Linked DNA regions of Homo sapiens: region 2 is linked to region 1. Evidence: chromatin loops called from intact Hi-C (ENCODE). Cell type or tissue: GM12878. All regions are shown on one strand. Each heading gives the region's core, and the rest is flanking DNA. Links, peaks and the distances in the headings are about the cores only. Region 1 overlaps MGMT (O-6-methylguanine-DNA methyltransferase). Region 2 overlaps LOC102724883 (a long non-coding RNA gene).

Region 1 (4,389 bases), core at 261-4,260:
ATCTTTCTCTTTGAATAGGTTGTTTCTATACTGTTTGTCATGAAAACTCAGACCATTCCCATTTTACCATCCTTTCTTCACCAGGGAGATAGAGTGACAGAGCAACTTAATTGTTGCCCATCTGATGCGGATCAAGTGTCATATTAACTGTGCATATCCCTGCAACGTTTGCACACTAATGTACATTGGTCTTTCTAGATGCCTGTTGTTACCTATAGGTAAGTAGGTAGGTAGGTAGGTAGGTAGGTAGGTAGATGTCTGCTAGCAATTTGACGGGTCATTTCTTTTTGAAGGATAATGAACAAATTTGAAACCTGTGGCACAGCCTGGGACCTAAGTCTGTGTGGTGCAGGGAGTCTAACTTCTGTCTAAGTCAGTAGTATCTCCAGGGATACAGCCTTACATCCACTGCTGGCTGCGGCTTCTCTGAGCGACCCATCTCTGCGTCCGCCCATCCATGGCTGCCATCTCGCACAAAATTATTTTCCTGGGATGGTCCCTTGAGTTAGTTCGTGGTTAGGGGTAGCTCTCACCTTAGTCCCTACAAACCCACCTGAATTTCCTTTGTCTCCGAGCCACATGGGAAGGAGACTGTGGAAAATAAACCAAGAGATTCTCTAGTAGGTAGAGCTAGAGGCAACAGGTTAAAATCACATCTTTATAGGAGAATGTTTGGGGAATGCATTCAGCAGTCACCCATTCTCATTAATAGACCCAGAAAACAATTAAAAAATACACATTGTGATTTGGACTGGGCAGACATGCCGACTGTGGAGCCATTTCTTAAGAGAGGGAGGTTGGCAGGTAGCTGGTGAGCCTATTTCTTTGCTCATTGAGCTAGCAAGAGCAACACCCATTACTTTCATTGGATTACTTGTTTGAAAATTAAATTAATCAAGTGAGGTAAACATCCGTATTGCCTCTTAGCACCCCCATAGGCTGCCCGCAAAATGGCCTGCGTGGGTATCCTAAGAGCAGGAATTGGCTATGACCTGCCGAGGTGGCCAACTCAGATGTGGCCAGTTTTCCATACAAGTATGAAGTTCCTGAATTAATGGGAAACCTGGCTGCATTGTCTGATGGCTTACTGGCAAGCAGTAATTAGAAAACATTTTTCATAGTGGAACCTCAGGTTTAGCTATCCAGAGAAATTGGATATTTCAAAATACTCCTAGTTGGTTAGTGAAACATTAGTATTAATGACAAATTAATATTAATATCAATATCAGAGTTGAGTATGTAGCCTTTGGGAAGAGAAGGGAAAGATTTTAAGGACCAGATTTAAGTAGCCTCCATATGCCTTTCCTTCTTGGTGGCATTTTTCATCTGAAAGCATTTTTTTTTTTTTTAGCTCAAAAACTTAGATGTGAAAAATTCAACGCATTGGGAAGAGGCGTCAACATTTGAACCGCAAATGATTAAACCTTTATGACTAAAGTAATAGGTTTGGCTTCAGTCTTCCCAGTGGAGTAGCAAGCAGAGGTCCTTTTCAGTTTGCAAACAGTAGTATACAAACTTGGTCCATATCAAATACTGTTTCTCTTCCAGGGCTTGTGTGTGCACTGGGAACAGCAACAAAAGTTGAACAGCAACTGGGTGGGGTTTCTTTATGTCTTCTGTTTAATCAGAGTTTCCTGATGGTTTGGCCACTTCATTCTCCTTTGGCTTAAGGGGTTCTAAGCCATGGGGCAGACCTTGGGTGGCTCACTGCTCTTGGAAGGAGGGTGTCCAGCCTTCCTGGCAGTGTGGAGATGAGTAAGGGAAACACTGCAGGGGCTTCTGGCTTCCTGGATCCTGCCCCTCACCTGGGGACTTTGTCTAAGTCCTCATCCTAGCACCACCTCGAGATCGATTCAGGCCTCCCCAGCAGTGGCAGAAATCCAACCATGGGAGCTAGTGGGTTCCATTACTGTGGAGTAGGGAAGAAGACATATGTCCCTTCTAAGTCACTTTAATTTGGTCCAAAATAAATAACCAAAGTCCTTGGGGAGACCGTCAGGGAAGTATCTTCCCACATCACACTTGGTCTTTGCAAGAAGTGCTGGTGGGCGTGCAGGGCTTCTTGACACTTCGCAGCAACGTAAGGATGTGGTAGTAGAGTGCTTGGTGTTCCAGTGGCCACTGCAATACAAATAGAGTGAGTTTTGTCGCCGTGGTACATTACAGCCATGGAAATTCCCCGTAGTTCATTGGTCCGTGACCAACAAAAATCCCCCTAGACTAACAATTAATCAGGCTCTGCTGAGCCTTTGACTGGCGACAGTTGCAGATGTCACATCATGCGAAAAGTTAAATCTCAGCTTTCCCCAAGAAGGAAAAAAAGTTTATTTTTACAGTTTATGGAACTAGTTTTCCTTTTGATCAAATGACCTGGTCTTTAGGGGAGAAATATTTTCATTTTTATGTTAGCAAGTGTGATACAGAATCATATACATTTAAAATCTTCATTTTTATTGCTTTTTTTTTAAAGTACAAAATTTTAATAGTAATAGTGATTTCAAGAAAATGTTGTGAGTGTCACTTTACTAGTCAGGCATGTTGAAAAGGAACGCGCTTCCTGAAATCTCCAAGCGAGGTTGGCATTTGAGACCTCTGGGTACGTGAGCTTAAAATTAATATAAGTACCTGAGCCTAGAGCCCAGGAGGTTTAGAAAGACTCAGAGATGCGCTTAAAGATAATTGGTGTGCTCCTCTTGTGAGAGCGGATTCACCAAAATGAAGTTAAAATTTGTTTGGGAAGTTGCTTGTACTGTGCCTTGTGAACTTACAAATCTGTGTCACAATCCAAAGGGTTGAGAGCCACACAAAGCAAAACAGATGGGCCGTGTGTCGTAGGATTTCCTGCTGTCCTTTCGGCTTCAGGTAACTAGGACTTGTGAAGCACAAGATACATGGGAGGCAAATCTGAAAAGGAATGGTGAGTGCGCCCCACGTGCCTGGGTAATACCTGAGTGCTCCCGGCATTACCTGGGGGCTGCCACCCTCCCTCCCCCTCCTTCCTTTCCAGCTCAACATTGAGGTGAACTTTTTACCATGATCGATGTAGCTTTCTGGTGTCTACACAGATTTCTGGATGGCCTCAGAAATGTCACATACTGCTTCGGGAATGTCTGCAAGTATATTTCATACATTTTACCTGGCAATTAAAAAAAAGTCATCTTTAAGATATTAGCATGTGGATACCGAGGTTCCACACAAAGCAAACAAAGAGGTCATTCTTAGCAGCTAATTTTAAATCTTCAGGCAACTATACGAACCTATGTCACAGTCTCTCCCAAAATTTATTATAATGCCCTTGTTATAAATTTAGAATATTTTTGCAAACTCATATAAACAAGTAATTGATGCGACTAAAATTCTTGTCACATATTTATTGCACTATCAGCTAAAATTTTTAAGTGACAAGAACCAAAATAATCGTTAATTTTTATAGGGCAAGGATCTGGCTTTTTGTCTGACACAAAGCTGTATAAAAAACTGCTTCTGATTTTATGCACATTGTTTTTAGTTAATGATTTTCAGCTGTTTGTTGTTTCTCTGATAGCATGAAAATGTACCATATGCTCAGCCCAAAGACAGATGATTAGCAAGTGAGATTCCGGGCAGCTGTCTGACTGAGCGCGTTGGGTTGATAGCATTCTGCTATCATAATTAGCTTAAGCTTTGGGTTAATTAACTTTCTACCTGGATATGCATAATAATAGCAAACTGCAAAAAGCAAGAAGCTTTCAGTACATCAACAACATTGCTGTCTTTTTTATTTGGTATTTCAAGAGCATATTAGAATTTCAAGAGTGATTAATCCTGGGAATATTGTCATCTACTGTAGATTTTATTTGCAAGCCAGATAATACTGAAACAATTGGAATCTATTATAGAGCAGAAATAGCATTTTAAAATTGTAATTAAAGTTTCTAAAAGCAATTGCTAATTTCAAATGCCTTTGTTGGCAAGAATATTAGGCACACTGCTTCTTGTATGGGCAGCTTGTCGGGCACAAAAAATACCAGCACTTACACTGTGAAGAATAAAACTTTCTTTTATTTAAGGGCTGTATTGAAAATAATCAGTTATTTTTATGTAATTTGAAAGTAAGATTACTCTGTAGTTTGCAGAGGTGCTGTTCAGACTCCTAGATTGAAGATATTAACCCTGTGCCCTCTTGCAGGTTCTCACCTTTGTTACCTCCTGAGCAGTGGAGGGCTGGAGGCCTGGGTAGGAGTGCCTGGTGCCCTCTTAGAAGATTTGATGTGTGCGTGTGTCTGCGGGTGCCAGAGGTCAGATTTTTCAAAAGTCAGTGCTATACATTTGTAGCTTGATATTTGTTTTCTACCCCAAGCAGTTTCTAAATCAATTTACTGATGGTATGAAATGGGGAGAGGGAGGGCT
Region 2 (4,389 bases), core at 125-4,124, 530 kb after region 1:
GAGTGTTTCAATAAGATGTTTCTTTTGATTAAAGCATATTTCATATGATGGGCAAGTAATAGATACAACCTCAGACGTAGGCTAATCATGGAGTCAACAGCAAACTTCTACTTGACTCCTAGGAAACTAGCTCCCTCACCAGAACATTACCGCTGTATTTCTTTCTTTCTTTCTACATACCATCAGGCAACTGGGGCCTATGCATCCTTAAGAATTAGTGGTTTGTTTTTTCTTTTCTTTTTTGGTTTGTTCTAGAAGAAGAAATTTAAAGCCAGCCATTGTTTTACAGAAAAATCATCCTGCCATTGAAACCCAAAGTGGTCCATCCAGTCTGGAGGCCGTGGGAACCATGAATCCTTTCAGAGTTTGAAGCAAATGCAAAACTGTTCACGTCATCCTGGGTTATTTTATTGTCTCACCACCTTCCTGAAATGGAGCTCGAACTTCATTTAGAGTAGCTCTCGGGCACGCTGGCAGGGGGGCTCCCAGAGCTGAGTGAGCAAGGGGTGCATTGAGAAGCAGGCGTTCTGCCCCGACCGGCCCACCTCACTCTCCGCAGAGGGAGGCATTTGTGGTGGGCCAATGTGCATGCAGCCCCAGGCTGGACAACTCCAGAAGAAACTCAAGAACACAAATGTAGATGATTAACCAAAATAGTCTGTTCCATCTTCCTGCACTGGGGGGAAATGCCTCTTGTATTTTAGAGGAGAGAGAGAATGGGAAGGAAGCCACTGCAGGTGTGGCAGACATTGGAGGACTCAGGTCAAGTATAAAACTGCTGTGGCCACGGATTTAACTAAGTTTCAACCAAGTAGCTTTCCAGGTTGGGTGACATCTGCTACATGCTAGAACTAGCTGTGGAGTCTGTGCTTTGGCCCCAGTTTGGAGTCCAGAACTATTAGCATGTATCACCGAGTTGTGTTTGTAAGGGTTGTGTGTATTTTTAGTGCTTCCCAGAGCTTTCTACCCTGATCGCCTTCCACAGGTAGAAGCGGCTGACTGTACCTGGTACCTGGGGCCACTCCAGAGGTCCCCTCTGGGAGGTGATGCCTCTGTGCACAAGCAGCCTGTGCAAGAATGTCAAGGTCAGCGGAAGAGAGGGCACACGCCCTCCAAGGAGGTGGTGTGGGTTGGGACTCAGTGTCCTGGAAGGGACCTCCTTCAGGCAAGAGCTCTTGGAGTCAGACGGCACGAAAGAACCTGAGTATAGAACTTCTCAGGTCTCTAAGGAATTACATCTGATTCTATAAGAATCAGAAGTTTGTTGGCCAGGTGCAGTGGCTCACATCTGTAATCCCAGCACTTGGAGAGGCTAAGGCAGGAAGATCACTTGAGCTCAGGAGTTGGAGACCAGCCTGGGCAATATAGTGAGACCTCATCTCTATTAAAAAAAAAAAAAAAAAGTTTGTGACACCAAGGAAAGCTCATCTGGGTCCTTAGTTTCTTAGATATGAAACATGAACTACAAATAACAGCAGAAAATTAACTCCATCTGGACTTGGAGGATAAATACACATATGCACACACATGCACACAATACTATTTACATATAAAACATTGTGACTCAAACGGAGAGAAAATGCAGCTGCATGTAAACATCTGTGGTGATTAGGTATACCCACTCAGTGACCAACAAATTGCATTCAGTGTGTCTGGGGTGATCGCCTCAGGAACTGGGCCTTCGGTTAGTAACGATGCTTTGGAAGCATGTATGCCAGTCATAACATGTGGAGGGCTTTTCCTCTCTCCCTCCCTGTGTTAACATGCTTTCATATGGCTAGTACAGTCTTGATAAATCTTGCAGGATCTCAAATAGCCTAGTGAAACGGGAAGAGAAGAAGGTGTTAAAAGTTTGCAGGTCAGGGGAAAAGCACGTGTTTTGGGTGAGTCGGTGGAGCCTCCACAAATACAGCATCGGTTTGTGTGAATTCTCAGCTGTGGTTTCTCAGGTTGAATAAAGCCACTCAACAAAGGCTGCTGTTTCTCCAGCCTGAAGAGGCACTTATGCCACCTACAGCCTGGAATCTGGCACTACAATTCGCGCCCAAGTCCCTGGCTCATCCTAGGTGGGAGATTAGAATCTATGTAGGGAATGGAAAATGGGCAGGCATTCCAGGGTGAGTTTTTCTTCCCCCCCGATAAATTGTAAACAAACAATTACAAACATGTTTGAAAATTGTTTTAACTAGTTTTTAGAGATTGCAATAGCTGGGTTGGGATTTATGAACTACATTTCTTATAAATACATTTCTTCTAGAGAACTTCTTGTGGGACGTAATCACTTTTCCCCTCTGTATAGCAGCCCCACAACTCAACCCAAAGCTAGGTTAGGCTACTGGGTACACACTTACCCAGATAGTCTTAGCTTCTTAGGGGAAACCAGATTACTGTGAAGCCATCAGATAAGACATACTTCTGAAAAGAAATGGAATGTATTTTTATTGGCAGAGTCAAGATGAAGTATGTTTTGAAATCTGTTTTACAAATAAACTTACACATAAATTGTCCATCCACTACTTGGAAATCTTTTTTCGTGTTTGAGGAGCTGTCAGAGGTCTCTAATAAACAGTGAGTCTTATTTAGTTTACTGGATATGTAATTCTTCTTTTCTTTGAAAATAATTATTTTTCAAGCAAGTGCAGCAAAAATACAACCAATAAAAATCTAGCTATGACAGCATAAACAACCTTTATGGCATGCATATACATAGACTTCTTCCAATAAAAGCAGTTCCTGGCAAGAAAGGGAACAGAAAATTGGCTGATGTGTTCCCAGATAAGTTCTGGACTCTTAAGGGCTGAGAGAAGAGTCCTCACAGCCCATCTCCAACTCCCCATCCCAGACCGGTCCTTGGTTAGCGTGAGGGAGGCAGGTCCCCATTGCCAGAGTGGCTTGGGCTAAGGAGAAGGGACGGGCTGCTGTCAACTTGGAGTCAGGGGAGCCCCTTCCCAAGGCCCGTTCTTGGGGCCAGGAAGTCTGCTGGACAGAGGCTGAACCCCCCTGCAGGCTCCGGAGGAGCGGGTGGGAGACCGGCCACTGTTCAGGCTCCCCATTCTTGGTCCAGGCCAATTGTCCCCGCGGGAGGGCGGTGCCACGGTGGGTGACAGGGCTGGGGGCGGGGTAGGGGTCGACTTAAGATAATCTGGTCCAGGGGTTCTGCTCTGGGCTGGGTCGACCCGGCTCGCGGGGAGGCTGTTTGCCCTGGGCCTTCCCATCCCCGCGCCTTCCCATCCCCGCGCCCACGCCGCACCCAGGCGAGCAACGTGGAGGGTCGGCGCGGGGCTGCTCCCGGGGAGCCTGGGGTTGCAAGTTCTCAGCAGACGTGCGGGTGCTCATTTATGCTTTTTATAGTAGCTGGAGAAGATGTTATCGCAGCTTGAGAACAGAAATTAAAATATGTATCCTTCAGGTGCAAATCTACTGTACTTACAGTTTTACCGTTTCTCTGCAGGGGGGCTCCATTAATCTTGTAAGAGTGAAATTCCTAAGGAAATTAATTCCCTCCAGTTGGGGTTATTCTCAACTGGTCTTTGGGGGCGGAGTAATTGGAATTTAAGAGTCGCTCTTAAAAGAAAGGAAACGTTGGCCATTTTACTCGAATAACACTTTCTAATGCCAGGCTTTACTCTTTAAAACACCTCCTCCTTCTTTCTCTCCCTGCACCTCTTTGTGTTTCTGGGCTTCCCTTGGTAGGGTTTACAAAGACCCCCACCAGGTGGGACCTCCCCTCCCAGTTTTCCTGAGGCTGACCCCACATTCCTTTCCACGTGGGTTATTTGTGGCCCCCCACCCCCCCTTCTCCCACTGCGCAGCCTGAGGACCACGGGACCACAGGAGGGAATGAGGCATCATGAAAAGTTCATGGCTAAATCATTTCCTTGCCTGTTTAGGAGCAGTAAATGTTTGTTGTCATCACCCAGCAAAATAATTACACCTCAATTTCTCTCTCTCTCTCTCTCTCTCTCTCACACACACACACACACACACACACCCTTTAAAATACAGGCAATTCATAGGCAAGAGGTGAAGTTTTTTTTGCTGCCAGGAAAGTCCAGGAAAGCATCTTCCACTGGAGCTTCAGGTCTCCAAGGCCTAAGCTTCAGTCCCCAGGCCCAGAGCCCCAGGCCCTTATTCTTCAGGCTATGGGAACCCCACCACCACCACCAAGACGGAATAGAACTTGGCTAAATGGCTAAATGCAGGTGTGGTGGCACACGCCTGTAGTCCCAGCTGCTTGGGAGGCTGAGGGAGAAGAATTGCTTGAACCCGGGAGGCGGAGGTTGCAGTGAGCCGAGATCATGCCACTCCACTCCAGCCTGGGCGTCAGAACGAGATTCCGTCTCAAAAAAAAAAAAAAAAAAAAAAAAACCATGGCTAAATGATGCTTAT

The links. Peaks named below come from ENCODE experiments on the same cell type or tissue, not always from the same donor. Only the 100,000 strongest peaks of a DNase experiment are listed, where the experiment ranks them.
Region 2: a loop joins it to region 1, with 6 times the contacts of the local background. A loop is called at or near these places in 1 of 110 quality-filtered maps.

Annotation. Positions count from the first base shown.
Region 1 is chr10:129,599,752-129,604,140 of GRCh38, forward strand. All of the region lies in intron 2 of MGMT (O-6-methylguanine-DNA methyltransferase), which reads left to right. Among named protein-coding and RNA genes, the nearest start is that of MGMT, 130 kb to the left of the region's middle. RefSeq lists enhancers at 2,110-2,169, 2,386-3,585, 2,933-4,264. In GM12878, for the core only: no CTCF peak of the experiment used is centred there; a DNase peak (open chromatin) is centred at 2,170; H3K27ac peaks cover 1,439 bases.
Region 2 is chr10:130,125,965-130,130,353 of GRCh38, forward strand. LOC102724883 (a long non-coding RNA gene) reads left to right here. Exons shown (of 3, transcript NR_188169.1): 3 at 290-1,386. LOC105378561 (a long non-coding RNA gene) reads right to left here. Exons shown (of 6, transcript XR_001747659.2): 3 at 2,352-4,340; 4 at 1,623-1,817. Among named protein-coding and RNA genes, the nearest start is that of GLRX3, 8.2 kb to the right of the region's middle. RefSeq lists an enhancer at 704-873. In GM12878, for the core only: a CTCF peak has its summit at 2,009; a DNase peak (open chromatin) is centred at 1,967.